2 separate regions of the Homo sapiens genome follow, and region 1 is linked to region 2. Evidence: chromatin loops called from intact Hi-C (ENCODE). Cell type or tissue: natural killer cell. All regions are shown on one strand. Each heading gives the region's core, and the rest is flanking DNA. Links, peaks and the distances in the headings are about the cores only. Region 1 overlaps LINC02346 (long intergenic non-protein coding RNA 2346). Region 2 holds the start of LINC00929 (long intergenic non-protein coding RNA 929).

Region 1 (16,173 bases), core at 3,765-11,764, 61 kb before region 2:
AAACGGTGGTTCACTCAATGTTTCACATGAGCATGAAATTCGCCTGAGGACATTTGTCCCCAGAGATTGATCAGAGGAGCTCTAAATTCTCCGGGCATTTTGCACTCCCGTGAAACAGCAAGCCTTCTGGTAGTGACATTTAGGTTGTGGCAGTCCTAGCTATGGGAGCTGGTACACAATTGCCTCCCTCCTTGGGGCTTATTTGGGTGTTTTTTTGTTTTTGTTTTTGTTTTTCTTTGGCTGTCACAGATCTTGAGCTTTAGAAACACTAGAACTCCTGTGGGTTGTCTCTGGTGCCACTTTGATAACCCAAGTAAGGTAGAATTAGTTATCAGCCTAGACAAAGTAAAATGATTTTTGGCTTACATGAATGTTATTTGATCCCACATCTGTTTTTAGAAGTGATGTCCCTGTCTGTGCAGTATCCTGGTGACACTTCAACCTATAGGCAGGAGGAAGGAAAATGTGGGCTGCCATTTGGAGGAAGAACTGGAAACCAGACACTCCTATTTGGATCCATTTAGGATGCCGGTGTGTTTGTGCTGATTCCAGACTTGGAAACTGGGGTACTTTTTCAAAGAGAGTTTTCAGAGGGACTCAGAGAGGAGCCCGGGAGCAGAACAGGGTCCATTTGTTTCACCTGGAGAATGACATTAGTGTGGTAAGGTTTGCTAAGCTCCTTGCACCTCTGCACAGCCAGGGTGCTATTACCCAGGCTTCATGCATCAGGGCTTTGGTTTGGATCCAGAGGAGTGGGTTCCTGTGTTTTCTGGGTTCTTTGCTGTCCTTAGGATCCTACAGACGCATCACATATACTTGTGCTTCCTTTTTGAAAAGATTTGGTGGTTGGTGTCCCTCTCCTCCTCCTACCTCTGGGCTGTAGTTCTCCTCCCACATCTTCCTTGGCCTCTCATCAGGAGTTTGCATCCTTAGGCAACAAGGGAGGGGCATTGCTGCAAGCTCAACTCTGCTTCCTTGTGTGGGTGCCCTGCCCTTGGATGTGCTGGGCTAAGCCACCTCTTACTGTTGCTGGAGAAGAGATCGCTATGGCCCAGTCGGCACCAGGACCCACCTGTCAAGTTGGGCTTCAGGATGATGTGCTGCCATTATTTCCTTTTGCCTTGTTTTCTTTTGTCCTCCTTCAGTTTGCTGCACAGCAGCTTGTGTATCTGTCAGCCACCCCGCTTCTCCCTGGGCCCCAGGGCCTCGGGGGGCCATGCTGCCTCATTGTTGGTAGAGTGTGCACACAGTGCTTGGGCACCTGCTCTTTCTTCTCCCAGTCTGCTCTCCCCAAAGGCTGCCAGAGGGTCTGATCATATCCCCTCTCCCCTCCCACCCCACACATGCCAGGCCTTTAGCCCCGCACCTTGGGCACCCTGCCTCGCCTCGCCTCACCTTCACCACTCTTTTTTTTTTTTTTTAATTACTGTTTTTTATTTCTTGTTTTGAGACAGAGTCTCACCCTGTTACCCAGACTGGAGTGAACTGGCACAATCTCGGCTCACTGTCACCTCCACCTCCCAGGTTCAAGACATTCTCCTGCCTCAGCCTCCTGAGTAGCTGGGATTACAGGTTTGTGCCACCATGCCTGGCTAATTTTTTTTTTTTTGGTATCTTTAGTAGAAATGGGGTTTCACCATGTTGGCCAGGCTGGTCCTGAACTCCTGACCTCATGATCCACCCACCTCGGCCTCCCAAAGTGCTGGGGTTACAGGTGTGAGCCACTGTGCCCAGCCACCTTCACCACTTTTGTTCTGAGCCCCAATTTTGCTGGGTTCCCTCACTGATCTGTGTTCCCTTCCTGGGTCCTTTTTGCTCCCTCTGGGCCCATACAACCCTTCCAGGTCACTAACTCTTATCATGACCAACCAGGCCAGGCCTTCCGTGGCTCACTCTCCTGGAGACGCTCATTGGAGCTCACACCACTGTGACAATGTCACCTGTCGTGCTGTGGCTCTTTTGCTGGTCTCAAGCCTCTTTGAGGGCAAGGACCACGTCATGTTTGCTCAGGCCTGAACCTTTTGTGCTTGGCTCTGAGTAGGCCCACAGTAATGCCAGTGTGTTCGATGGGAGAATGAATGAGCTGTACCTTGCTATCCCAGCACACCCTACCCTACCCAACTCCAGTCCTAAATAGTGGCAGAGATGGATAGATCATAAGCAATTCTAAATCAATTGTACCAGTGTGGTGGATACTGATAAAAATATTTTTAAAATCGCATATGATATAGAATGTTCCAAATCATTTGTGATATATGTTATCTGGCATTATATTATCAGGGCCTTAAAAAATCCTCTTCTCTCATTAAAATATAATAGTTCCTATTAGGAGCATTTCAGACCCAGTAGATACCTAATGCTTGTTTATTGATGGTGGTGATGACAGCATTTTAGTACAGAGGTAATTGATTTTCACAGTGACAAGCCGGAGGCTCGTTGATGAATGAGCACATGAGGCCCTGCAAGACACTGAAATGCCTTATGAATGAAAGCAATTATTTCAGTGCAGTTTTACTGTTAAGTGATTTTATTGCATTTCAAATTTTAAAAATTAGCAATTCCTGGAGGGTATACGCCACAACTATATGGAACAGGATGTGTGATTGACAACTCACAGCACCCTTAGTGAAGCTCGGACTTTGGGAGCTTGAGCTTCCCCTGCTAACACTGCCCTGCTCTCTGAGGCATGTGCAGTCTTTTGTGAACCTTTTTGTTTTTGTCAAACAATCACTGTAGGGCTGGACAGTGAGTTGACAAACTGGTGATTTATGGAATGGATACCCGCTTTGCACTTTCCTTTTTTGATGATTATCTTAGCAAAGCGGAGCATTCCGTGGACAGCTCCAGCGTGCTTCTCCAGCTGCTAAAAGCAGGTAGTGCAACTCAGATCCAGATTAAATGTCCATTTATTGAGTCCCACTGCTTCCTGAGTGCTTTCTCTAAATGCAAGATTCAGTCCAATCTTCCGGGCACCCTGGTGGCTTGGGGTTCACTGTGCATATTTTTCACATGTAGAAACAAAGACTCAACTTGGGGAGGTTGGAGAACTTCCAAGGTCATGTCCAGCATTCTTATCTGCATGCTCCCAGGCCCACTCAACTCCTTGCAATTTTTTGTTCATATCCTGGGGGGGCAAGGCCAGCAAACCTTTTGCAAATATATGGTTGAGAGAAAAAGCAACCCAGGGCAGGGAAGGTGACTGCGATTGCCATATACAAACAAAATCAGAAAATTCTAAACCAGTCACAAACAAAATGCAGTTGAGCAAATCTTTCTAGGATCTTAATTGTTTATGCAGTAATGGGTGGCATTTATCTGATATAATTTGTCAATTGAAAAGGCAAACAGTTTCAATTCAGTGGTGGAAAACTGCATTCAGGAACGAGTGACAGAATAATCACTGAAGGAAAATGTTATTGGAAACCATTAAGCAAGAATTTATGGGAAAATGAAAGACAAGCTGTCCCCTCATCCCACTCTGTTGAGCTTTCCCTGGAAACTGCAAGCTGCCAATGAGAAGCCAAGTTGAAATGCAAGGCCAGCCAATCAAACAGTTTATCACGTAAGACAACGTAGGCGAAACAAAGGTACTATGGCTGAAAGGGAACAGGGAGGAAGGACTCAGGAAGCCTTGTGTGCTCAGTCTAAACACCTGGCTACCCAGCAAAAAGCAGGTATATTTCATCTAAAAATTAGGTCAGAATACTAGTCAAATCCAATTATAAAACACCTCCCTTTTTTCCTCTTCTGCAAAACATATTTCACGATAAAAGGCAATAACCCTAGCATTATCTGCCACATGATTTAAGAAATAGAGAGGCTTCTAGTATTTCTCCTTCTCTTCCTCCCTGTCCTTCTCCCTCTGTGCTGTACCTGCTTCCATCCATCTCTTTGTATAACTCCCCCTCCCTTTCTTTTTCCCTCCTTCCTTCCTTCCTCCTGCTTTCCCTCCTTCTATTCATTCATCTGTCCATCCATTTACCTACCCACTAGTGTACATTCAACACACATTTTCATTGGCTGTGATGTTCCAGGGCCAGTGCTATGTTCCGGGGATGCAGTCATTTATAAGAGCATCATGGTCTCTGTTTCTTATGGAGTTCACAGTCTCAGGTGGGTGCAGACATGTGACCAGTTACAGTCCTTCCTAATAAGTGCAGGAAGCGTCTCCTCTGCAGAGATTTGCAGCGTTAATATGAAGTTCCTAGCTAGTACTACTACTGCTGCGTCTGCTGCTCCTGGCTGTGCTTATGTAATGCCTGCGAAGTGGCTCCCTGTTTTAAAGACTTCACGTATAGTAACTTACTTAATCCCGTAATTACCCTATAAAGTTCATGCTGTGTTTATCCCTTTGCAGAGGAGGAAAATGAGCTGCAGAAGGATCAAATGACCTGCCTGAGGTGCCCTATCTGTTGGCACAGGCCAGAGCACATGGTGGATGCAGGGGCACCCCCTTCCCTTCTCCTCCCCTCCGGCTCTTTGCTGACAGGATTCTCTCTTGCCTTCTCTGATGGTACCTGTGCTACGTGCCACATCCTTTCCCTCAATGAATTTCAGGTATGCACACTCACTGCAATAAAATACTGTTTACATCAAGGAGCTTGGGCTATGTTGAGAAGTAAATAAAATATCACCACTGTTGTGGTTCCCCCTAACTCACTGTGTTTTCTTATCCTTGTAAAATCTTCCTTTGCAGGCAGTGGAAGGGGCCGCAGAAGTTCCTTGACTCATGAGGCGAGGCATTCAGCGGCCTCGTGACACCTCCCAGGATCTGCAGTCATTGGGCTGCACTTGCCAATAGCAACACCTGGCAAAAATAGCTAAGAAGCAGAGCGGCCTGGGCTCAGGAGCTGAGCAACCCCTGACTGGCCAGATGGAGACTGTGTTGAGCTCTGCCCAAGCCCTGTGATCCTGGAAAACAGTGAAGTTAAGGAGCCATCTGCATTCTAGGGAATGGCCCACTGCAAAAAATAGCCTTCCTTATAGGACGTAGAGGACTCATGATGTCCCCTCATTTATGATGAGCCAACACACAGCCCTTCCAAATTCCGATTCTTTGCTTCATAACTGATGAGCTGTTTTGTTCCCACTGGTCAATCGGAACAACATTCTTGCTAACCAGATTTTGGTTCAGCTCTTCTCCCTCCCCATGTACCTGCCCTGTGTCCTGTCCTCATCCTGAGCCAGCACACACCCCTCCTTAGTAGCTCCTCCTGCAGCAGGCTGACCTCGGACTCTCCCTGATCCATTGTCCAAATATATCACCCTTTCACCCTACATCCTCACACCCCATTCTTTCTAGTTTTGTTCATTCCTCCCTGTGAAAGATGAACCCTCTTTGCCTAACCCCGGACCTGCTTGCAGACTGCTATGATGGCCAGAGTGTCCCCCCTACTGCAAGAGTCCCTTCTGTCCCTTGCAACATCTTTTAAATAAAATCTCTCTTTACCAAGCCTGGATTTGTGTTTTATTTAACTAGAGAGATCCCAGCTGGAAGCTCCTGCATTAATAATGTGGGTACCTGTTCATGAGAACTGGAGAGCTGGTCTCTAGTCAGAGCTGCTGTTGCTGGGGTCAGGCTATTGGGAATATTGAGTACTGGTGGGTAGGATTTAAGGAAGAAAGAGAAAGAGGGAGAAAGGGAGAGGGAGAGAGATAGGGAGAGAGAGAAGAAAGAAGAAAGAGAAAAAGGAAAAAGAAAGAGGGAGGAAGAAAGAAGAAAGAAAAAGGAAAATAAAGAAGGAAAGAAGAGAAAAGGCAGATTCTGAGAAACTATGTCTTATATTCCCAATGAAGTTTTGAGGTCTGTAATGTGGAGAGTTTCATAGAATCAATCCTTCCCTCCAACTTTATTGAGATGATTTAATGAGAGTCCTTCCCTACTGGGGCCCTGAGAAATACATCCTACGACCACAGTCACAAAGCATGGAGGGGATTCAAAGCCCCACATTTCTTTCTTTTTTTTTTTTTTTTTCTTTTGAGATGGAGTCTTGCTCTGTGGCCCAGGCTGAAGTGCAGTGGAGGGATCTCAGCTCACTGCACCCTCCACCTCCCAGGTTCAAGCAATTCTCCTGTCTTAGCCTCCCGAGTAGCTGGGACTACAGACTTGTGCCACCACGCCCAGCTGTTTTTTGTGTTTTTTAGTAGAGACAGGGTTTCGCCATGTTGGACAGGCTGGTCTCGAACTCCTTACCTCAGGTGATCTGCCCACCTTGGCCTCCCAAAGTGCTGGGATTACAGGTGTGAGCCATCACACCTGGCTGAAACTCCACATTTCTTAGGGACAGAGGTCTTTGTCCACACCTGTACTTCCACTAGGCTCCCCACCTCCACTGAGTCCTCATCGCTCTCATCCACACAAGTTTCTCTAATACCTACCCTTGCCCCAAAGCCTCAGAGCAGGGCCCATGGTTCAGCTACAGAAACAGTAGTATACTGCTGGGCATAGAGGGAGGATGGGGGAGAGAGTGCCTGGGAATTGCTCACATTTCTAAATAACCCCCAAATCAGCATTCCTGATACAACTGTTGTTGTTTATAGATAATGCTGTGCATTCACTCTTTTTTAAAAAATTAATTCCATTCATTCACTTAACAGACATTTACTTGCCACCACTATGTTCCAGATTAGCGTAGGGATGAGTTCACTCAGCTGAGAGGAGAGAGCCCCCATCCCATGGGACCCCCTCCCCCCCATGGCCAGTGTGGACACAATGCTATGGGAGCCCAGAGGATAAAGCAATTACATTTTCCTTGGAAAGTCCATACATTCATCAAAGAAGGGGGGACATGGGTGACACTTGACATGAACAGTGAACATTGGGCAGAGAGAGAGAGAGAGGGAGAGAGAGACAGCACCTCCCTAGAAGGAGGAAAGGATGATGGAGAAGAGTGGAGGTTGGCACCAGCTGGAGAGAAGAATGACTGGGGCTCCAAGTGGAGAGAAGAATGCCTGGGGCTCCAAGTGGCTGGAGGGAGGAAAACGGGGTGTGGTGGGGGTGCAAGGAATGAGATGGGTGATGGGGGCAGGGTGAGGCTGTAGCCCTTGTCTTGGGTCTGACAACTCATGTAAGGCTCTAAGAAGAAACCCCACTACATCCACTCTGTGTTTTAGGATCGTAAGTCTGGCCACAGTATAGAGTAGGCTATTGGAGGCCACTTATAGGCTGAGCAGACGACCATGAAACTGCCAGAAAGAACCCGAGATGGGCAGACTGGCCTTGGTCTTCTGGAATGGACGTGGAGATCCAGGGCAGAGGGCAGCAGGCAGGGGCAGAGCTCCATCCACCTCACCACAGCCTGCTCTCTACCCAGACTTCACAGACTCCTCTCAAGGTATTAGCTTGGGCTGCTGGGGCAAGAGTGGCTTCACTAACCAAGACAGAAGCCAAAAGGAAGTCCAGATGCTTGGGGGATGAGTATGAGCATGGCTTTGACACACCAAACCTGAGTTGCTTCCAAGACGCCAGGGCCAAGTGTTTGCAGCAGCAGCAGATGACGAATGAGTGCCACCTTGAAGTCACTGAGAGAGGAAATTGTTGGAGCCCTGAGAAGGGGTAAGATTTGGACATGATATTGAGGTGAGGAGAAGGTTGGGTTTAGAAACTTTTATTTACATTCAGCAAGAAGAAAACGGATGGGTTTAAATTTCATTTTAGTATTTTTCCTCTGTTTCTTCTGCTTGGGGGTACCAATGAATAAATGAGTCCCCTGAAGAAAGGGGATAAAGCTAGCAGGAATTTATGAGTTAAACAGTCAGCACCAAAACAACAGTGGTGGACTGAATGGAAGTGTTGGATGACAGGCTATGGAAAGATAAAAACTTAACTGCTCAGCCTTTCTGTAAATAAGCTTTCTGAAGTCTAGAATTTGGAATAAGAACCTTCATTCATTATCCATTATTGATGGAGAAAAGGGATGGAGATTTATGAGAAGTACCAGGAAGATATTAATGTACAATGAAGAAGCTGGTATTTATAATATACTCCAGTTATTATACATCCAGAAGCTGTCATTACAGTGGATTTCATTACCCTCTTAATTGTGATACTTTCTTTACCTTCTCAGGTACCCATGAACTTTCTCATATATAATAAATTTAATTAAGTTAATAGCGATACCTTATACATCATTTAAAAAAATGATAGCTAAGGTGAAGTAAAATAGAGGAAAAGAAACACATTGCCTGACTTGTTCAAATATGCAGGGCAGCTTAAGGAGTGGTGAGTGACAACACAGGATTCTTGATCACCAACACTGCTTCCTGAGCTCCCAGCTGTGGGAAGTGTTATACACAGCATATGTAAACCAATCTGAAGGTGGAAGACTTTCTGTACATCTACTTCAAATGAGACTAAAATCTTCAATACTTATTTCTTATCCCAAATTTTCGTTCTGATGTGAATGAAACTTTAAAAAAATTGGTATCATTAAAATTGATGTGTATTGTAAACAAGATAAGGGTAATTTATCTACAAAGACTTATGTGATGTCAAATAATCTTTCCTGTTCCCTAACTTTCTGTTCTTAAGCGCCTTTGGTGTTTTGTGAGAAAATAACCTGTAAGTATAAGCCATTAATGTGTCTTTGATTACAATTTATTGCACACCTACCATCGTTATACAATCATCAAAAAGCATTAGAATCATGAAAGTGTGTATACAAGAGGCATAGTCTTGGCATCAGAAGGTCTCTAAATTTAACCTAACAAGCGTTGTTGAGTATGCACAATGGAGAGGGCATTTCATAGGTGTATTTCACACCCAAAGTGATTGAGACAGCCTCCCTCCTCTCCTCAAGACATACCTTGTTTTATGCGCTTTGCTTTATTGTGCTTTGCAGATGCTGCAGTTGTTTTTTTGTTTTTTTTTTTCACAAATGCAAGATTTGTGGGGGCCCTGCCTCGAGCAAGTCCATCACCACCATTTCTCCAACAGCAGATACTCACTTCATGTCTCTGTGTCATATTTCGGTAATTCTCATGATATTTCAAACTTTTTCATTATTATTATATCTGTTACGGTAATCTGTAATTCTGTGATTGGTAATCTTTGATGTTACTGAGAGGTGACAACGTGCTGGCAGCCCTCACAGCTCTCGCTCGCTCTTGGCGCCTCCTCCGCCTTGGTGCCCACTCTGGCCGTGCTTGAGAAGCCCTCCAGCCCGCAGCTGCAATGTGGGAGCCCCTTTCTGGGCTGGCCAAGGCCAGAGCCGGCTCCCTCAGCTTGCAGGCAGGTGTGGAGGGAGAGGCGTGGGCGGGAACCGGGGCTGCGCTCGTTGCTTGAGGGCCAGCGCGAGTTCCGGGTGGGCGTGGGCTCAGCTGGCCCCGCATTCGGAGAGGTCGGCCAGCCGGCACGCAAGCCCCCGGCAGTGAGGGGCTTAGCACCTGGACCAGCAGCCGCTGTGCTCAATTTCTCGCCGGGCCTTAGCTGCCTCCCTGTGGGGCAGGGCTCGGGACCTGCAGCCCGCCATGCCTGAGCCTCTCCCCCGCTCCGTGGGCTCCTGTGCGGCCCAAGCCTCCCAGATGAGCGCTGCCCCCTGCTCCATGGCGCCCAGTCCCATCGACCACCCAAGGGCTGAGGAGTGCAGGTGCATGGCGCCAGACTGGCAGGCAGCTCCACCTGCGGCCCCAGTGCAGGATCCACTGGGTGAAGCCAGCTGGGCTCCTAAGTCTGGTGGGGACTTGGAGAACCTTTATGTCTAGCTAAGGGATTGTAAATACACCAATCAGCACCCTGTGTCTAGCTCAGGGTTTGTGAATGCACCAGTGGACACTGATATCTAGCTACTCTGGTGGGGACTTAAAGAACCTTTATGTCTAGCTAAGGGATTGTAAATACACCAGTCGGCACTCTGTATCTAGCTCAAGGTTTGTAAGCACACCAATCAGCACCCTGTGTCTAGCTCAGGGTTTGTGAATGCACCAATGGACACTCTGTATCTAGCTACTCTGGTGGGGATTTGGAGAACCTTTGTGCCCACACTCTGTATCTAGCTAATCAAGTGGGTATGTGGAGAACTTCTGTGTCTAGCTCAGGGATTGTAAACGCACCAATCAGCACCCTGTCAAAACGGACCAATCAGCTCTCTGTAAAATGGACCAATCAGCAGGATGTGGGTGGGGCCAGATAAGAGAATAAAAGCAGGCTGCCCTAGCCAGCAGTGGCAACCCACTTGGGTCACGTATTGCAGTGTGGAAGCTTCGTTTTTTTTGCTCTTTGCAATAAATCTTGCAGCTGCTTACTCTTTGGGTCCACACTGACTTTATGAGCTGTAACACTCATCGTGGAAGTCCATAGCTTCACTACTGAAGCCAGCGAGACCACGAACCCATGGGGAGGAACGCACAATAATTCCAGATGCGCAGCCTTAGGAGCTATAACAGTCACTGTGAAGGTGTGCGGCTTCACTCCTGAGCCAGCGAGACCGTGAACCCTCCAGAAGGAAGAAACTTCTAACACCTCTGGACGTCAGAAGGAACAAAATCCGGACACACCACATTTGAGAGCTGTAACACTCACGGTCAGGGTCTTGGGCTTCATTCTTGGAGTCCGTGAGATCAAGAGCCCACCAATTTCAGACACATTACTGTTGTAATTGTTTGGGGGGTGCCACAAACCATGCTTATATTAGACAGCAAACAATTTATAAATGTGTGTGTGCAGACTGCTCCACCAACCAGCGATTCCACCCATCTCTCTCCCTCTTCAGGCCTGCCTGTTCCGTGAGACTCAACAGTATTGAAATTAGGCTAATTGATAACCCTATAATGGCCTCAAGTGTTTAAGTGAAAGGAAGAGTTGCACATCCTTCACTTTAAATCAAAAGCGAGAAATGATTAAACCATGCCCAGGTAATTTTTAAATTTTTTTGCAGAGATGAGGGTGTCACTAAATTTCCTAGGCTGGTTTTGAACTCTTGGCTTCAAGCAATCTTCCTGCACAGGACTTCCAAAGTGCTGGGGTTACAGGGATGAACCACCATGACCAGTTTCATCTTGAACTTTCTTTGGTGGGGAAGAGTCAACACCTGGCTTCAACGCTTCAGTAGACAGACTGATCTTCTTGTTAGGGGCTAATGCAGCTGATGACTTTAAGTGGATGCCAGTGTTCATTTGCTATTCCAAAAATCCTCAAGCTCTTAGAATTATGCCAAATCTACTCTGCCTGTGCTCCGTAAATGGAAAAATAAAGCCTAAATGACAGCACAGCTATTTAAATGTTGGTTTACTGGATATTTTAAGCCCACTGTTGAGATCTACTGTTCAGAAAAAAGATTCTTCTCAAAATATTACTTCTCATTAACAATACACCTAGTCACTTAAGATCTCTGATAAAGACGTACAAGGAGATTAATGTTGTTTTCATGGTCTGCTAACACAACGTTCATTCTGAAGCCCATAGGTGAAGGAGTAATTTTGATTTTCTAGTCTCATTATTTAAGAAATACATTTTGTAAGGCTATAGTTGCCACAGATTCCTGTGATAGATCTGGGCACAGAAACTAAAAATCTTCTGGGAAGGATTCACCATTATAGATGCTATTGTTTGTGATTTATGAGCAGAGGTCAACATAGCAACATTAATGGAAGTTTGGGAAAAGTTCATTCTAGCCCTCATGGGTGACTTCGAGGGGTTCAGGACTTCAGTGAAGGTGGTAAGTGAAGACATGATAGAAATAGCAAGAGAACTAGAATTAAAAGTGGGGTCTGATGATGTGGCTAATTGCTGCAATCTCATGATAAAATTTGAACAGATAAGGGGCTGCTTCTTGTGGATGAGCAAAGAAAGTGGTTTCTTGAGATGGAATCTACTCCTGGTGAGATGCTAAGAACGTTTTTGAAATGACGACAAAGGATTTAGAATATTACATAAATTAGTTGATAAAATAGTGACAGAGTTTGAGACGGTTGACTCCAATTTTGAGAGAAGTTCCATTGTGGGTAGAATGCTATCAAACAGCATTGCATGCTATAGAGAAATATGTGGAATCAATCGGCATAGCAAACTTCACTGTTGTCTTATTTTATGTATGTATTTGTTTGTTTGTTTGTTTGTTTATTTTAGTGTCTCGCTCGGTTGCCAGGCTGGAGTGCAGTGGCGCAATCTCAGCTCACTGCAACCTCCGCCTCCCGGGTTCAAGCAATTCCCCTGCCTCAGCCTCCCGAGTAGCTGGGACTACAGGCGCCCGCCACTATGCCTGGCTAATTTTTTTGTATTTTAGTAGAGACAGGATTTCACCATGTGGCCAGGATGGTCTGGATCTCCTGACGTCGTGATCCACCCGCCTAGGCCTCTCAAAGTGCTGGGATTACAGGCGTGAGCCATGGCACCTGGCCCACTGTTTTCTTATTTTAAGAAATTGCCACAGCCATCTTAACTTTTAGCAACCACCACCGAGATCAGTCAGCAACCATCAACATCAAGGCAAGACCCTCCACCAGCAAAAAGATTATGACTCACTGAAGGCTCGGGTGATTGTTAGCATTTTTTAGTAGTAAAGTGTTTTCTAGTTAAGATATGCATAGTATTTATATTAGACATAATTCTATTGCACACTGATATGGTTTGGCTGTGTCCCCACCAAAATCTCACCTTTAATTGTAATTCTCTTTAATCCCCATGTATCATGGGAGGGACCTGGCGGGAGGTAATTCAATTATGGGGGTGGTTTCCACCATGCTGTTCTCATGATAGTGAGCAAATTCTCACGAGATCTGAAGATTTTATAAGCACCTGGCATTTCCCCTGCTAGCACTCATTCTCTCTCCTGCCACCTTGTGAAGAGGTGCTTTCTGCCATGATTGTAAGTTTCCTGAGATCTCCCCAACTATGCAGAACTGTGAGTCGATTAAACGTCTTTTCTTTATAAAATACCCTGTGTCAGGTATTTCTTCATAGCAGCTTGAGAATGGACTAATACACACATAATAATATATAATAGACTGTGTAGTGTAAACATAACTTTTACATGTACTCAAAAATTTAAAAATTTGTGTGACTGGCTTTATTGGGGATATTTGTTTACTGTGGTGCTGGAACCGAATCTGCAATATCTCTATGGTGTGCCTGTAGTCACCATGTTAGCTATGCATCTTGGTACAATCTAACACAAGGGTGGCACATGGTAAGGGAGGAGAACAACATGTTTTCAGATGCGTTACTTCATGTGATACTCTTAAGAAGCCTGGGAGTGAGCTGTGTCTCCCTAGAGCAGGTGGGGAGTGGAGCAGTGTATCACCTATGCTCTCTGTCACCTTTAACCTGGTGCTGTTGTTTAAGTAATGCCTGGTCAATGGTTCACCTTTACTCAACAACAGTGTTTTTCCAAGAGAAACAAGCATGAAAACATCACAGAGAGTTAATTGAGAGGCAAATGTGCTTTTAATCTATTACAGTCTTGTATTGTAATTCAAATGATAAAAATGTACTTCCCTTGTTCCCAACCTAAGTAATTTTAAACATTGTATAAACCAAAAAAAAAAAAAAAAAAAAAAATTCCATGGCTAAAATTCCTGAATGTTTGTGAACGCTTTGTGACATTTCTCTTGCTTCTCTCTGTGCTGTCCACTGGCCTCATAATCGGTTGGTCATTCTTTGTTTCTCTTATGTATCATTCTGTCTTTGGGTGCTCTCTGTTTCTGCATTGGAGCACACAGCTGATGAGAGTAGGTGCTCCCGCTCCCCTCTCTTGGTGCAGTAGATGTATCCTCAGTCAACCTCCATGTGATGGAGCCTGAACACACAGATCCCTTCGGCACCTCCTAAAGCAATCAGACTTCACATACAGGGAGTTCTCAAGGCCACTGGGTGCGTCCAACCACTGAGTCTTATCTGAGCTCAGACCTACATATGCTCATTTTACATTTTCTTGTAATTGTGCAATATAATGCAATAGTACATAAGCCCTAGAAAAACACATGTGAAGAGAGAGTTGTTTCTGTGAAAAATTAGTTGAATCTTTTTGAATAATGGGTAAGACTGCTAATTTAATGGCCAAGGTTAGCATCAAGGGGAGGGGAAACTTACAAAAATCTGGAAAGATTCTACCTCAAATTGCTCTGCAAATGTCTGTAAATCTTTTACCTCACTTAAATGGTCCCCAACTGATCATTAGAGTTGAAATACTATGGGCATGTTTAATGCAAGCAAAACAAAGAATTATAACCATACTCAAAGTAAAGAAAGATCTTGTTCTACTGCACAAGATTTGTGAATAATGTGTATTTATATATTTAGACTTAACATTCTTTCAGAGTATCTTTTAATACTTTCAGTAATGTTTTACTTGATTAATTTTTAAAATTAATCAACTACATACTGCTCCCAGTGGAGACTGTTCAGGAGGCATTTGGTGGGTCATGCAATCAGGCATCATATGTCAGGTTTAGCAGATGCCTCTGAACTCTTCTGCTTTTCATGGAACTCAGAGGGCCATTTGCGAGCCCTGGGAGAATGCCGCTATAGTATCAGTCTTTTCTCAAAACCTACACTTGTCCCCATTTACTTTAATAATCAGCAGATCCCTCCTATAAAACCCTGCAAGGATTATTCTGAAACAGCCCTCCCTTCATCTATTGTCTCTGTCTTTTTTACACCTTATCTACTATTAATGTTTGTGGCAATGTTTGCTATTCTTTATTGTTTAAGGCTTCCACAACTTCTACTTCTTCTAAATCCACCCCCAAAGAGAGATCCATCTCCATAATTTTCTATATGTCACATCAAGCCAATTTCCCCAATGTTCAAGTAGGACGTGGAAATGCAAATAGCTTAACTTCTAGGAGGATCTGAACAACAAAAACCAGCATTAAAGCAAAATGAAATAAAATAAATCCTCATTTCAAACAAGAGGGGCTAACATAGCTTGTGCAAGAAATGTTGAACTATAGATTATGGTTTGACTTTGAATAACATTTGAAAAAAATGCTGGCTTCTAAATGAAGTCTGAGAAATTTTTAAAACAGGACCAGAGACACCAGCTTTACCACTTGCCAAGAAGACTCTGGGGTGATGGGAGCTATGTTGCAATTTGCCTCCTGGTTTGAGTATGACATGAAAAGTCAGCTCCTTTGGAAGGGGATTAGCCACAGGGAATCTTCACATATGGCACATATCTTCCAGACTGGAGGAGGGTTCTGGTTTTCTGAATTTGGGGACAGAAATACTTTTCTTATAGAACAATGTAAAATTGACTATCGGCTTGCCTGGAGAAGAAATATTTATGGAACCTTTCTGCTTATTTATGGGTAGAAAAAAAAATCATCTCATTTGCTTCTGAGACCTGTTAACTTTCCTGGCCTGGGCTGTGTGGCTGAGGCAGCTTCATATTCCCCTCAGATGGTGTGGGTCCTTCCCCATGAGGCTCTGCAGGCTTACAAGGGGTGAGGCTGGGGGCTCCAGGAGTGGTGTGTTGGTTACTCCTCCTATCCATTTCAGGTTCCAAGTGGTAGGTTTTACCAACACCGTCTCTTATGGAGGGAAAGACAGGCACTGACAAAGCATGCATCTTGCGGATGTGGTAGAAACAGAACTAAAGGGGCTTTATCCACCACCCCCCATCTTATTATATGCATTCATCCTGCCCCACAAGAAGCTATGTAATCAATATGTTCCTGAATGACCTTTGGAAAGAGTGAGCTCTATATGATGACTTTATATGATGATCCAGACATTATGCATGTGGATCCCTGTGTCTGGAAGAGAAATGTGCTACTGTACATCTCGAATTCCAGTTACAAGAATGAAATAAGATAGGCTGACAGTCTTGGGATTACTAAACAAGACTGACTTTACGTATGCCATGCCCAGTGATCTTATATTGTAACCACTGAAGATACTAAACTATGGTGACCAATTCAATTCAACACAATTCAACAGCACTAGTAGGTAAAAACAGTATATTAATTATTATAAGAGATGCAATGTCGGGGTAAATGAAATTCCTTCTCTTTTATTCCTGCATCTCACAAGGTCTTGAGCTACACCTGGATGGTTAGTTTGCATGATCATAGATTTATTTATTTATATTTGTTCAGAGTGTAGGCGTTTGTGTTGTGTCTCTGGACACTAGATGTATTTACTAGAAGAACATGTGATAGAATAAACAAGTATCTCACCACACTGGGCACTTTGAACAACTAGAATTAGAATTCTAGAACCTCAAGCAAACTTTT
Region 2 (16,173 bases), core at 4,191-12,190:
GGTAGAAAGAATTAACATCACGATGATATTGATTACCACTATATTAATTGGTATTTTTAAAATAATTTCAATAAAATACCACCAGAATATATTTGCGTGAACTAGACAAGCTCATTAGAAAGCTTGTATTAAAAAATAAACAAATAATAATTGCTAGGAAAATTCTAAGCAGGAGTGATGGTGGAAAAGCAGGTTTATCAGAAGTTGAAATACATTTTTTTAAAGTTAATAATGAAAAGAGTGCGGTGCCTACTCATGAAAGGAAAGATAAATAGAATGGATAGTACCTAAATTGGGTAAAAATTGTAGGGAATAAAAACATGGTGACTGTAGGTAATAACAATGTATTCTATTCTTGAAAATTGCAAAGAGAGTACATTTTAAGTATTCTCACCATGATAAATAATAAGTATGTGAAATAATGCATATGTTAATCAGCTTGATTTAGCCATTCCACAATGTATACATGTTTCAAGGTATGCTGTACTCAATCTATACAATTTTTATTTTTTAATTAAATATGAATATTTAAAAAATTAATAGGGAATAAGTTTATAAGTGGTCTTGGAGAATCTGCATATCCAAATAAATTTACATTTTTCACCAAGTAAACCAGAGATAGGCAAATATTTTTATCTAAAAATCAAAACAAAAAATTAAAATAAAATATAAGAGAATGTTGGTAGGGAGTGGTGAATGCCTTTTAAAATATGTTATAAAAATACAGCAATGTAAGTAGAATGGTGGCTGCCTGGGGCTGGAGGAGGCAGAATGGAGAGTTAGTGTTTAATGGGTGCAGAGTTTCAGCTTAGGAAGATGAAAAAGTTCTGGAGATGGATGGTGGTTAATGGCTGGACAACAATGTGACTATATTTACTACTACTGTATTAAATACATTTAATGGTATGCTTAAACCTGGTTAAGATGGTAAACTTCATGTTGTGTATATTTTGCCATAGTAAATAACACATAGCAGCATAAAACAAAAACTTTGAAAAAATCAATACATACAGCTAAAAAAAATCCTGACAATCACCCATCACCATAAACAAGATCAGAAGACAAATAACTGGGAAAGTTATACACAATTTATATCACAGAAAAATACGGTTTTCCTAACTGAACAAAGAGCTCCTATAACTCAATAAAATCCTCAACCAGCAAACAGAAACATAAAAAAGGATTTTAACCTTTTTCAGGAAAAGAATTAAAAATTGTTCATATCTATATAAATAGTCAACTCAAATGCTCATGCCACTTTTCACCTAGATTATGGAAGATCAAGGTGGGTGAGGGCACGCCTTTCTGGGAAGGGTGCAGGGACCTTGGCACTTGTATATATTGCAGGCAGAACACAATTGAGCCAAAACTACTAGAATGTAAAAAAAAATCCACTTTTTGTCCCAGTGATTCCACTGCTGGGAATGTAGCCTATAGATACACTCAGACATGTGCACATGGTATGTGTGCAGGGGCATTTGCTGTAGCATTATTTGTGGCAGCACAAGATTAGGAAAAATAATTAAATGAAGATTGTGCGGCCACCATAAAGAGTGAAACAGTGAATTAATACGTGATGAAAGCCAAGATTTATTATGAAGTAATGGGCAGAACAGAGTGTACTGTCACCATCTGCTGAAAGTGCACGTGGAGGTGAAGGTTCTAGAAAGATAGATGAGAAACTACTCAGTGAGTGCTCAGGAAAGGAAGTGGGGGACAAGAGACAAGGGCTGTGTGTGTTACATTCTTTCCTTTTGTATTTATTTCCTGTGGCTGCCATAACAAATGATCACAAACTCAGGCCTTAAAACAACCGAAATTCATTCTCTCATGGTTCTGAAGGCTAAAATCTGAAATCCAGGTGTCGGCAGGGCCCGGAGCTTTCTGAAGGCCCCAGTGGAGGATCCTTCTGCCTCTTCCAGCTTCTGGTGGCCTCTGGGGTTCCTGGTTCTGCAGCAGCGTCTCTCCAGCCTCTGCCTCCGTCTTCACATGGCCATCATCCCTCGGTGATCCTCCGGGCGCTTTCCTCTTCTTATGAGGTCCCCGGTCAACGACTTGAGAGCTGATGCTAAATCCAGGATAATGCTATCTTGAAGTTCTAGAATAGTTACAGCTGCAAAGGCCCTCTTTCCAAAAAAGCTCACATTCGGAGGCTCTGGGTGGATGCGAATTTTTAAGGGACATTGTTCAACCCAATACACCTGTGTATATGCTTTTGGAGCATTTGAAATTTATACTATGTATATTTATCACCCTTTCAACATAAATTAGGTCATTAAAAACTATGAAAAACACATCTGTTTACAGATGGGAATATATGATGGCATTTATTTACACATATATGTATTCATATTTTTATAACGAACAGTTTTAGAACAGTATTTACCAGGTTAAAATGAGCCCTGCAGTAGAACTGTTAGAGATAAGAAGGAGGAGAGGGTGGAGGGCTCATGACCATGTTCTCTGTAGGTCTCTACAATGGCTTGTGATATTTGATGCAGTATTTATATACTGAGATACATTTTATGAAAGATTATATTTTGAAATAAACATGCTTGAGTCCCAAGGAAAACAGATATAGCCTTACAACTTAGGATCAATTCCCCTATAGAACTCAAGAATGACAATGAGAAGCTTGACATGGTCTTTATCAGCACAATGTTCATATCTGAGTTACTTGGCAAGCAACAACACACAGGCGACTTTCTAAACCTGCATCCTAAGATTAAATCCTGTTGTACCCCAACACCAAAAGGCCACATGTGACCATCACCTTGAGCTGGTAAATGCTGCGAGCTTACTTTGCCTGGTCAGCAACAGATGAGTGCAGCGGTCTGGGCGCTAGGGTTAGACAGGCACACAGCGGGTCCACCATCTGTAGGGGAGTGGGGACACCTGGAGTGAATGAGCAGATGTAGGACAGGCCAAGAAAGTTTGGGGTTCCTTGGTTCATCAAGGGGGCTGCTCTTGGGGAGAGCAGGTGAACTCCCCGAAGTAAGAATTATTTTCAATAAAAATCTTTTCCTGGCAAATAATTCTAAAATATCCCCTAGGTTGACCTGGAGCTGTTAATGTGCTTTTCTTCTCGCCACCCCAGGTATTAAGGGATTCACACACATAACCGTTCAATATTAAATGGGAGGCAGTGTTCTGGCCACGGATATTACAGCTGGGGGATCTCTACCTCATGGGTGGGCACAGCCAGTTTGAGGGGTGCCAACTGTCCCTCCTTCAAGGAGGTGTTCCTGGTCTGCTTTAAGGAGGTCACTGAGCCAGAGCCCCAAATACTCTCCAATTAATCGAGCCGAGATCACGGTGCTTATTGAACATCTAAGAATGAGCCATGGAGGCAGCTTTTGAATCTTTCTTCTGGAAATTTTGTATTGAAAATTCACGAGGCTTAAACGGAGCCTGTGTACCAGGAGGCGGTCATTGCTAGGAAAATCTGTCCTTAAAGTGATCCTTTCTGGGAGTTACTTCCTGCTCTGCAGTCTTCTCTGCAGAGAAACTGAGCACAGAGTCCCTTGAGGAATTGCAGAGAACTCAAGAGACTTGGCAGTGGTGCCAGAGCCACGTGCCATGGCGGTGGGTGACCGGGAAGCGCACCCTCCCCAGCCGGGTTACCTGTTGCTGTACATGTGACGTCCTCTGTACCAGACTAACTTCAAAGCCTCTGAGGACAGTGGGATGCTGATGCCCCAGAAAGAATGTGCAGAAGACAGCTACCTCACAGGGATGTGGAAACGTTCGGCTCCTGGAACCAGGTGCCATCGTCTTCCTTGTCACACACTGAGATGAGCACGATCACTTTACAGTATAGGTTGTTTTTCCTTTGGATTGGACGTTCTAGCGTGCTCCTGTGTTCTCCTGGCTGCTGCGGCTTTGTAGGTCATCAATCAGGGTGCTGACTGGCAGGAATGACTGACGATGCTGCATGCCCTCTCCTGCCCCACGGTTTTCCAAATCACAACTCATCTTCTTATTGGCATAAATGTACCTCCTGTTTATTTAAGTAGAATGTAAATAGGGAGAAAGGCTGTGACCCACGCTAATATTCCTCCTAGGTGTGAGCACACTAGTTTATATATCTGCCCTTTGTCTCTTGCTAAAGTCTCTCATTTTCAATCATATTCTTTACTTAAAATGTCTACTTTTCAGTGTGAGTTATCACAAAAAAGACACATTTAATCGTTGTGTAGTAGGAAACCCTCTTGCAGGAATAAAATAGGATGGAGAGGAGTTGCCAACATAGGCCACAGTTCCCAAGCTGACCCTTATTTTTATTGAACTAAAGTTGCATATAAATCTTTTATAACACATAAATCCTTGCTGCCTCGGCACCGCTATGTGCTTTTTTGTTGTTGTTGAGACAGGCTCTCGCTCTGTCACCCAGACTGGAGTGCAGTGGCATGATCTTGGCTCACTGCAATCTCTGTCCCCTCCCACCTCAGCCTCCCAAGTAGCTGGGACTACAGGTCCCTGCCACCAGGCCCTGCTAATTTTTGTATTTTTAGTAGACACAGGGTTTCGCCATATTGCCCAGGCTGGTCTCAAGCTACTGAGCTCAAGGGATCCTCCCACCTCGGCCTCTCTCAAACTACTGAGCTCAAGGGGTTCTCCCACCTCCGCCTACCAGAGTGCTGGGATTCTGGGCATGAGCCATCACGCCTGACCCTGCTGGGTACCTTTTGCTTCCTACATTACTTATGTCTTTCCTGTTGTTTATTCTACTTATTCGAAGTTTGTTTTATTGATGATTTCATAAAATATTATTTTGGTGCTGATTATCTCAAAGTTATGTCTGTGGGTTTTTATTGAATTAAATTGTTTTTCTCCTTATTAATTTTCTTCTAATTTATTTGGGTTTATTGTGCTGTTCTTTCTCCTGGATTCTTGAGCGGAAAGCTTAATTTATTTTTAATGCATCTTTGAATCTAATTAATGCATTTAAGAATACTCATGGTTCTCAAAGTGTCTTTTGCCTCCTTCATCTCACAGGATTGAAGAGGCGCTCTTATTTATTATTCAGTTACACAGGTTTGCAATTTCTACTTCTATTTCATTTTTAATTAAGAGTTATGTAAATGTTTGTTTGTTTTCTAATTTTATTGCTTTGTGAAAATAAATGTGGTTTTAATGGTGTTAACTTCTTGAAATTTATGATTGCCTTTGTGGTTGAGAATAATTTATTTTAAAAATTACATGTGTGTTCAAAAGCAAAGCATATGCCCTCCTGAATAAATGCAGTCCTGGGGATTGTGAATTTGAAGCCTTTACATTGGTAATGGTTTAGATCTGTCTCTTTCTGAGAGAAGTTTAGAGCTACCACTATGTAGAATTAGGAGTTCTACATTTTGAAGCTATACGTATTTTTAAAAAAAATTTTTGTCACACATACCTGTAAACAATTTATGATTAAAATTTTCATATTTTTGGAAATCATCGACATGGACACACACATTTATTCTTTCCGGTTACTCATTCCTGCTTGTTTTGCTCACCATGACGTTTCCAGGGTTAATCTGGCCGGAGCCCACTGTCATTCTGGGACTTCTTTGGGGTAAATGCTCCCCTGGAGATTTCTGAGATAGCAGGCCACGATGAATTCAGAGCACCCGCCCCAGGCCAGCCTGTGATTGCGGTGGTCCTTCCTGACTGGTCCCCGCCCCGGTCTGTGCCCTTTGGGTAGGTCCCTGGCCTGGAGCCTCAGCATGCCCTGGCTGCTTCCCCTGGAGGTCGCAGGCGTCCTGAGGAAGGGGGCGGGGCTACAGGCTCTTGCCAATCTGGTCCCTGTTTTCTTTTCCAGCCTCTGCACTTTCAGAAATGATTTTCCCCACTCACTTAAAATATACTTTTTAACTTTTCTATTGTTTTTCATTGATTTCAGCATGATGGTGTTTCAGGATATATGTTCAACGTACAGTTAAAAAAGGAAACCAATAAACCCATTTTTGTTTACTAAAAAGATGTACTCAAAACATTGTAGGAAACACAATATCATGAAGATACTAAAATCACAAACAACTCAACACCAAAAAAGAATCCCTCGTATCACATAGATACTTTATCTCCTACGCTTTGTAAAAATCCCCGCTGCATATACAGATTTTTAGGCAAAAACCGTAGAACTACACTGTTCCTTTACTTTTGGTCTTATTGTTAACACTCAGTACTCTTTGATGGCCACGTCCTTACCCACTTCTGACTGCCTTCTTGATCTGCTATGTCCGGAGTTGGTTCCTTCCGGCAGGTTCGTGGTCTCGCTAACTTGAAGAATGGAGCTACAGAACTTCACAGTGAGTGTTACACCTCTTAAAAATGGCCCAAATCCAAAGAGACAGCAGCAGCAAAATTTACTGTGAAGAGCAAAAGAACAACAACGCCACAGTGTCAAAGGGGACTCCACCGGGTTGCCGCTGCTGTCTGCGGGTGGCCAGCTTTTATTCCCTTATTTGTCCCCACCCATGTCCTGCTGATTGGTCCATTTTACAGAGTGCTGATTGGCCCATTTTACAGCGCACTGATTGATCCATTTTACAAACTCTAGCTAGCTACAGAGTGCTGATTGGTGCATTTTACAAACCTCTGGCTAGCCACAGAGTGCTGACTGGTGCGTTTTATAATCCTAGCTACAGAGTGCTGATTGGTGCATTTTACAATCCTCTTGTAAGACAGAAAAGTTCTCCAAGTCCCCACCCGAACTAAAAATCCAGCTGGCTTCACCTCAGACTGCCTCCCCAACCCCCAACCGCCTGCTCTATGGTGGCATGAGCCACCATGCCCAGCCAACTTTAGTGTTTCTTGTGACAGAGAAATCTAGCTTAACGTTTCTCCTTGGAATTAACCAATTGGCTGAGCATCATTTATTGCATGACTCTTCCTTTCCCCACCAGCAAAAATTATTACTTATAACTCCCTGGATACAGTGGGGTCAGTATCTGTCCTTTTATGCAGTTTTACCGGGTGCCAATCTATTTCTGTGCTGGAATAATACTTTTGTAATTGTACCTTCGTGATAAACTTTATGTGCACTGATGCAAGTTCTGTATCATTTTTCTCTTTCAAAGTTTTATTTTCTATTGTCTCATAAACTTTAGAATAATTTTGAAATGAAAGTTGAAAACAATCCATATAATACTGTAGTTTTTTAGGGGTTTTTTTGTTTGCTTGTTTGTTTAGATGGAGTCTCGCTCTATCACCCAGGCTGGAGTACAGTGGTGCCATCTCGGCTCAATACAACCTCTGCCTTCCCAGGTTCACGTGATTCTCGGTCCTCACCCTCCCATGTAGCTGGGATTACAGGTGCACACTACCATACCTCGCTAATTTTTATGTTTTTAGTAGAGACGGGGTTTCCCCATGTTGGCCAGGCTGGTCTCCAACTCTTGGCCTCAAATGATCCGCCTGTCTTGACCTCCCAAAGTGCTAGGATTACAGGCATGAGCCACCGCGCCTGGCCTATTATAGATATTTTAAACTCAGTTGGCTATTTGTCTTAATCTTATCCATGAGAAAAAAAAATTGATATTTAAAAAGTTATAGATAAACCCCATGGATATTCTTCTTTATAGCTTCTGGCTTTGATGATGTGTCAGTGTTTAAACTTTGGCTGCTTGTGAAAATAATATTAAAATATTCACCTAAATTAGCTTGTATTATTTTACTTTTATAATTTTTTTAAAATTAAAATGTATTTTATCTGGAGCTTATCTGTTGCAAGGAATGAGTTAAATATTTTGTTTTAAAAATTGTTTTAATAAAATAATGATTTGAGGCCTAACCTATCTTTTCCTCACTGATTGCAAAGCTCCCTTTACCATATGGTAGATTCCGGTGTATCCTGAGCTGGACTCTGCACTCTCTGGTGCCTTTCCCAGCACTTTTCTCCATGCTGTGTGGTTACTATTGTCTTTTGAAACTTCAAAACCTATCGGAATGTAGGCCACTAGGTCAGGGCGTCATGGAAACCCTTGTGTGCAGGGAGCAGCAGACAGATGATTCCCCAGTCCCGGAACACTCTCGGCCCTCTTCAGCCACTCCCTCCCCAACCCACACGCCATCAACCTCCAGACCCTCTCGCCGTGGCTTAGAGGTGTCTCTGACAACGTGGCACACTGGGAAGGCCTTCTTTCCTGCTACCAATACAAATGCATTCTGAATTTGATATGTCATTAAATGTAAAAATACAGCCAATTTGAAACAAGCAAATGGAAATTCCCAGGAACCAAAAACAGAAAGAAAAATCAGAGGTAGGTAGAAACCCACGCTGCTGTGGGGTGGCCTGCGGAGGTTTTGCAGGAGTGTGCAGTAAATGTTTAATAGCAGATCTCCAGGGAGGAACAGCTCTGATTTGTAGTGTTTGCCAATTTCCACGGTATAATTACTTCCATCTTGGTTGTTTTCCAGCTACCGCAGTGCTGTCCCTGCAGACAGAATTTGGGAGAGGTACTCAGAGTCACCTCCTGTGAGCCTATGCAAGCCAGCTCCTGCACAACCCTGGTTTTAGTCCAGGTAAAGGCCCGCCCAGGTGTTTGAATATGGACTCCTCACATACTTCTGCAGACTCCAGCTTTGGGTTGACCCATCGGGGAGAGGGAACTTAGCATGAACCCTTGTATAAAAATGAAAATCTCTTTCATTGGAAGGGAAGATCACTGACTGGGCTAGTCTCCCAAGACCTAGGAAAGAGCTTGGCTGTCAGAGGGTGAGCTAGGGAACGAACTGTGCTTGTTGATATCCACATCCAAGGCTGATGGCCGGAGGAGGCAGTTAAGAGCAAAAGGCAATGGACCAAACTACATCAAAGATGGGATTATAACAAAACTTTAAAAGTTGGTTTACAATGCAGAAAATTCATTCTTCTGGAAACAGACTTGAAAAAAATAAAATATTTACTCTACCTTTCTTGTTCAGAACCATGCCTTAGGGTAGGTAAATATTTGATTATGAAAGGTTCTTTGTGTGGAATAAATCTAAGTAATAATTGCTGAAGAAATGATATGATTAAGATATGGCCATCTTTGGTCAGGCGTGGTGGCTCACGCCTGTAATCCCAGCACTTTAGGAGGCCGAGGCAGGTGGATCACAAGGTCAGGAGTTCAAGACCAGCCTGGCCTACATGGTAAAACCCTGTCTCTACTAAAAATACAAAATTTAGCCAGACATGATGGTGGACACCTGTAATCCCAGCCACTTGGGAGGCTGAGGCAGGAGAATCACTTGAAACTGGAAGATGGATGCTGCAGTGAGCTGAGATCACGCCACTGCACTCCAGTCTGGGCGAAAGAGCAAAACTCCATCTCAAAATAAATAAATAAATAAAAGATATGCTCATCTTCTTATTAAATAAGGTAATGGATCTAGTCATCATTTAAGTCTTCCAAAACATTAGCGAAACTGAGACTTTTAATGACAGACTTGTAAAACCAGGTGTCTGGTGGGGAGGCATACCCAGCATAGTTTCAACGAGCAATTTATGCCCTAGCACGCAGGTCCCTCCCCAGGTTTCTCATAGGCTGACTACTATGAGGTCACAATCTTCCTGGATGTCATCTATTGATTGTTGGGTAGAGGCTTTAGGTGTTTCTTTAGGGTTGTCTTACTGCATTTTGTTGCAACCCACAATGCATTGCAATCTTAGTTAGCTCAGGGGCTCTTCAAGTATTTGACTTATGACCTAAGTAGCTGGGCAGGCTGGTAAGAACAGACAAAATGAGCTATCTTGCAGATTAGTAAAGTTTTATCTTAGACTAAACCTCTTTGGTTTGGATGAGGGCAACTAAGGTGCAGGAGAAGGGGAAGAAGGGGAAGGCTGACAAGCAGGCATCTGCTATCCAAGCAGCGGCCTAGTATATCCTCTTTCTTCTGTAGTTTGCTGACCTAAGCCCATTCAAGGCACTTTGTCTTGGAAATGGACCACTGTATACATTATTTCCTTCAGGTGGGAGACATGGGAAGAGGCAGAAGATTTGAAATAGCCCTTGTCTTAGTGTCATTGGCAGAAGTGAGTGGGGTTTGCAGGAGTGTTAAGCCTGTTAGTCATTGTAAATTCATTGTGAACACAGTTAGCCTTATTAGGTGGTTTTCTTCAGAATCGCCAGGCTGCTCCCAAGCCAGTTCCTGGCAAGGAAATACTTGGTTTTCTTGGGGTGGCAGTCTGCTTTTTAAAATGCAGGCCTTATTATTATTTATTTATTTATTTATTTATTTATTTATTTATTTATTTGAGGCGGAGTCACCCTGTTGCCCAGGCTGGAGTGCAGTGGTTCGATCTCAGCTCACTGCAACCTCCACCTCCTGGATTCAAGCAATTCTCCTGCCTCGGCCTTCCGAGTAGCTGGGACTACAAGCACGTGCACCATGCCTGGCTAATTTTTGTATATTTTAGTAGAGATGATGTTTCACCATGTTGGCCAGGCTTGTCTGGAGCTCCTGACCTCAGGTGATCCACTGGCCTTGGCCTTACAGGCTTTATTATTATTCAGGTATGGTGAGGCTGCAGATCTGGTGATGGTTGTCACTGACAAGATAGTTTGTGATTTGTGGTTCCCAAGGGGAGGAGCATGACATGCTGCATGCTGGTGGGGGCCAGACAGAAGCACTGGGGCAGCCAGGAGTCAGACGGCAAGTGGGGACTGTGGATGGAAACCTTTACTGCACTTTTAGTGAGAAAGAACAGGCAAGGCAGGGTCAGCAGGTTTAGATTGAGTTGTGAGAACAATCTCTGTGGGCTCTGGGGCCTAGAGAATCTCCCTTGTTGTCTGGTACCCAGCCCTGGGGTGATGTGGGAAGGGGGATGGTGGCCCAGTGTGAGAGTCCAGTCATGGCTGGACGTGGTCGGGGGTGTTGGCTGGGATTGGCTTGTTCGTATTTGAAAAGCATACCCACTGGCAGGTTGTTTACCCTGTCTTGGAATTAGCTCGCCCTGGGAGGGGCAGTCCCTGCAGGGTCAGCAGGGCCCCAGATGTCGAAGCGTCAGAGTACAGAAATCAAAGATGTTTGGTGCAGTGTGTGTGTCTGCTGGTGTGACAGGAAGACAGACCAGCAGCAAGGGAGGTAAGGCTAGCAGAGATATGTGATGGAGGTGGTGAATCATGGAATCTAAGCTTGCTCACTGGGAAGGTGAAGAAAGTACAGGGATTAGAAAAACTGAGTTCCTGTTGGGTTTGTGGGCAACAGGCTGACCCAGGAATGCCCAGAGAAGGGAGGCTACAGCCATTTGGGATGCTCACACTTATTCAAGGTGGGATGGTTTTGCGTAATGCTCCAGGTGACTGTGAAGGGAAGTGGTTCCTGGACGGGAAGGAAACGATAGGCCGTACGTGGGAAACAAGACTTGCCAGGATCCTGGAAGGCCATGACGCGGCCATGCCCCTTCCAGTCAGGCGGCCTGTCTCAGCCACATTGCTTGCTGTGCCTTCTGTGTGGGAGCAGGGAGAGCCTTCACACAGGAGAAAGAGAGCCATGCTTATTTTCACCAAATGCCACGGCACCAAAAGAAAGGGTGGAATATAAACTCCACGAGATTTTTTTTTATCTTTGAACTTCCAATGCTCATTATAAAGACAGAAGCTGATAGGTGCCCTATAACTATTAGTAGTTTGAAATAATACATCAAATAAGGAGAGAAATAATCATACATGTACTTTTACTAATAAAAAAAGAGACTGACAGCCCACCCCAGTTAAGGATTGATGACATAAGGCGTGTGAGTGAACGTGGAGACACACAAATCAACCCACAATCAGAAGGTGGCAGAGGCAGTGGGGGTGGTAACTTAGGTTGAAAGAAATGGCATTTTAGAAACGGCAATGCAAATCTGCCTTTGATAAATACGAATAAATCGCGGAGTGGGCATGAGAATGGATAGAATGGTAGCATAGAAAGAGATGGAAAAGAGATCCCATGTACATGCTGGGGAATATCAATCACCCTTGGAACCTTCCATGAGCCTAAAATAGAACAGGAATCCAAGTGTCTCTATGTGGGAGAAACGTGAATGTGGTCATTTCCACGTCAGCCTGGCTGCGGAAGCAGGACCCCGGGTGACCACGGGCTCGTCAGCACAGGATCTCATCACCTGGTCTGCCAAGGCCTGGGGTCCTTTCCAAGCAATAAAATTATAGGTGTGAAATGCACTTAAGCTATTTTCTCCAAAACATATCACAGAAGATCACAAGAGGACACAAAAGATGACTTCCTCCCATTGAAATGGCTAAAACAAAAGTGATAAAAATAAATTTGTGGTTAAATATATCTGAGGATTGGTAGGGCAACAGGGTATCATTACTCAGAATCTGGCCTGCAATTAAAGACTTCCAAAAATGGCAGATCGCCTCCTTCTTCACCAATTTCACATTTACCCCCACCAGTTCTACTTGCAGAAGGCAAGACTTCCAAAGAGGCTTCCTTACAGCCACGGGATTCCCGCATTAGAGTGTGGCTCTCACCCCAATACTTTCAGTATTCTGGGTTCTTACAGTGTCTATTTCTAAGTTCGTTTGTTTTGATGGATCACGGAGGAAATTGTTTTCCTGTGTTGACGTTAACCACGCTTCACGCTTCCCTGCTAGCCATCCTCAGGTGTATTACTACTGTTGTTGTTATTGACTTCGAAAGGGAAATCTCCTTAAGAGCCTCTACAATGGCTGGAAACAATTGCAAACAATTTTTCTTTTCCCTTTTCTTTTTTCTTTTTTTTTTGAGATGGAGTCTCGCTCTGTCGCCCAGGCTGGAGCTTGCAGTGACGTGATCTCGGCTCACTGCAAGCTCCGCCTCCCAGGTTCATGCTATTCTCCTGCTTCAGCCTCCTGAGCAGCTGGGACTACAGGCGTCCGCCAGCACGCCCGGCTAATTTTTTGTATTTTTAGTAGAGATGGGGTTTCACCGTGTTAGCCAGGATGGTCTCGATCTCCTGACCTCATGATCCGCCCTTCTCGGCCTCCCAAAGTGCTGGGATTACAGGCGTGAGCCACCGCCCCCAGCCTTTTTTTTTTTTTTTTTTTTTTTTGAGATCGAGTCTCACTGCATCACCCAGGCTGGTGTACAGTGGTGCAATCGCAGCTTACTGCAGCCTGGGCCTCCTGGGCACAAGATATCCTCCCATCTTAGCCTCCCAAGTAGCTGGGACTACGGGTGTGCACCACCATGCCTGGCTAATTTTGTTGTTGTTGTATTATTTTATAGACACAGGGGTTCCTCATGTTGCCCAAGCTGGTCTCCAACTCCTGACCTCAAGTGATCCTCCTGCCTCGGCCTCCCAAAGTGCTGGGATTACAGGCGTGAACTACCATGCCTGGCCTCAGAGAATAATTTCACATTTTAAACTCTAAGTACTGGGTGTTGGCTGTGCAGAACCTGTTCTTTTTGGTTTGCCTTTTAGATGCCATCTTTACACATGTCTCTTCTATCTGGTCTACCTAAAAGAATGCAGAGAGAAGATGGAAATTCAAATCTAGGAGGATGTAGATTTCTTAAGAATAAGATATAAAATTTTTACCATTTAGGATTTTCTTGCACGTAGTAGTTAATCGGTTAGCATTTCTTGGGTGAATAAAATCACACCATGTAATTAATGTTAGGACTTTAAGGCAAATACCAAAGAGGAGAAATATACACTCATTAAATATCAAGTTACCTGAGCAGAAGCTCAGCTGTCTGTCTGCTGGCATGACACACAAAGAGCAAGGTTCAGACTGCCAGCATTTACCATGCCATGCAGACAGCTTTTTTTTCTTCTTCTTCTTTTTTTTTTTTTTTTTTTGAGGCGGAGACTTGCTCTGTCACCCAGGCTGGGGCAGCATGATCTCGGCTTGGCTCACTGCAACCTCCACCTCCACTTTCCTTCTTGCATGGCTATTTCACAGCAGAAATGAGATGCTTGGAAACTTCAGCAACTGCGCCTCATAGTTTCTAAATGGTAAATGGCTTCCCTGCCCGCTTCCAACCCTGTTGGGAGGGCCTTTCAGGTCTCAGGGCTGGAGGCACAGGAGTCTGAGGCCCATTTCCTAAGGAGCAAGTTGCTATTGCCAGTCGGAGCACCTGCACCACCCTCTGTGCTCTTGGTAGTGTCATCTCTGCTGTCGTCTGGATGTGCTGGGTCCAGTGTCCGGCTGTGGGCGCTGGGATCATCAGCCTGTGTGATGCATCTCCTCATCTGTCATGACAGGCTGATAACAGCTGTCTTGAGGGGATGTTCTAAGAGTACAAACAAGGTGGTAAGTTGCATGATCCACCATGCCTCTGCCTTGCAGGCTCAAACAGTCTTCTCAACTCAGCTTCCCAAGTAGCTGGTACCACAGGCGTCCGCCACCACACCAGGCTCATTTTTTTTAGCTATTTTTAAAATTGTGCTAAAGTACACGTGATACAAAATGTACTATCTTTACCACTTTTAAGGGTGCAGCATAGTGGCATTAGGTACATTAACTTAGTTGTGTGACCACCACCACCATCCATCTCCAGAGCTCTTTTCGTCTTGCAAAACTGAAACTCTGTACCCATTAAACACAAGTCCTCATTTCCCCCTCCCCAAGCTCTTGGAAACCATCATTCAACTGTCTCTATGAATTTGACTACTCTTGCTGCCTCCTCTAAATCCAATCATAAAGTATTTGTCCGTTTGTGACTAGTTGATTTCATGTAGCATAATGTTCTCAAGGTTCATCTGTGTCTGAATCTCCTTCTTCTTTAAGGTAGAATGACATTGCTTGGTATGGGTAGGCTACATTTTGTTTATGCATTCATTCCTCAGTGGGTATTGGGGTTGTTTCCACTGTTTAGTCATCTTTTAGCTATCGTGAATGATGCGCCTGGGGATGTGGTGTACAGATATTTGTGTGAGTTCCTGCTTTCACTTCTTTTGGATATTTCCCCAAAGTGGGATTGCTGGATCGCATGGTAATTCTATGTCCAGCTTTTTGAGGAATCTCCATGCTGTTTCCACAGTGGCTGCATCATTTTTCATCCCCACCAGCAATGCACAAGGGTGCTAATTTTTCTATATATTTGCCAATATTTGTTATTTTATGTGTTTTTTTTTTGCTGTTGTTTGTTTATAGTAGTCATTTTAATGGGTGTGAAATGGGACCTCATGGTGGTTTTCATTTGCATTGCATTAGTGATAAGTGACGTTGAGTGCATTTTTATGTGCTTATTGGCCAACTGTATATCTTTGGATACATGTCTATTCATGTCTGAAACTTGCATGTGTTCAACGAGTCTATTATTATTATCATTAGAGAGTTTTCACAGTGAGGCAAAAATAAGATAGATTTTTAGTTAGAATTGAAGTCAAGGTCACAGTGACACTTATGCTGAAAACTTTAGGCAAGTTATATGTCTCCGCCGGCCTACTGCACCACACATCCAACAGGACTTGTGAAGCAGCTGGTCCTTCACTCAGCAGAGCTTCGTGTGCACTGCCACTGGTAGAAGCCTTATAACCATAACAAGTGAGGCCTCCAATACTAATGGCAGAGTCAGTGGACACGCTGAAAGGAAGCTCAGCAAAGATGCAAATGTGTTCCGATTTAAAAATTTTACGGGAAGCTGATGGAAGCACGGAGTAGCCTGGCATTTGCCATTGGTTCTCTGATTTTGGAGACGGGAAAACTTCCTGCTGGCAAAGAAAATTTGCAATGATGATCCTGGTTTTGAATGGAGGCTGAATTCAGGAGATTTACCAGAACGAGAAGACGTAATCTTGAGTCTGGTTTCACCAGGTTTGTTATAAGAGGCTACAGCCAGATTCGTGTGGGCAGAAACTCCTAACTCCTTAAAAAACTGTGACACTGGCCACGCGCAGTGGCTCATGCCTGTAATCCCAACACTTTGAGAGGCCGAGGTGGGTGGATCGCCTGAGGTCGGGAGTTTGAGACCAGCCTGACCAACGTGGAGAAACCCCGTGGGAGGCGGAGCTTGCAGTGAGCCGAGATCGCGCCACTGCACTCCTGCCTGGGCTACAGAGCGAGACTCCGACTCAAAAAAAAAAAAAAAAAAAAAAAGAAAAAAGAAAAAAGAAAAAAAAGAAAAGAAATACAAAATTAGCCAGGCATGGTGGTGCATGCCTGTAATCCCAGCTACTTGGCAGGCTTAGACAGGAGAATCGCTTGAACCCAGGAGTCGGAGGTTGCAGTGAGCTGAGATTGCGCTACTGCACTCCAGCCTGGGCAG

Evidence for each region. Peaks named below come from ENCODE experiments on the same cell type or tissue, not always from the same donor. Only the 100,000 strongest peaks of a DNase experiment are listed, where the experiment ranks them.
Region 1: it touches region 2 in a loop (4-fold over the local background); 6 of 110 quality-filtered maps call a loop at or near these places.

Annotation. Positions count from the first base shown.
Region 1 is chr15:26,047,671-26,063,843 of GRCh38, forward strand. LINC02346 (long intergenic non-protein coding RNA 2346) reads left to right here. Exons shown (of 5, transcript NR_040082.1): 3 at 1,455-1,572; 4 at 4,358-4,557; 5 at 4,697-5,450. Among named protein-coding and RNA genes, the nearest start is that of TRE-TTC2-2, 27 kb to the right of the region's middle. In natural killer cell, for the core only: no CTCF peak of the experiment used is centred there; no DNase peak of the experiment used is centred there.
Region 2 is chr15:26,107,774-26,123,946 of GRCh38, forward strand. It overlaps LINC00929 (long intergenic non-protein coding RNA 929), which reads left to right and starts at 8,040. Exons shown (of 6, transcript NR_038852.1): 1 at 8,040-8,249; 2 at 8,407-8,511. It overlaps LOC105370739 (a long non-coding RNA gene), which reads right to left. Exons shown (of 6, transcript XR_932005.3): 4 at 6,196-6,356; 5 at 3,625-4,000. RefSeq lists a silencer at 11,009-11,303. In natural killer cell, for the core only: no CTCF peak of the experiment used is centred there; no DNase peak of the experiment used is centred there.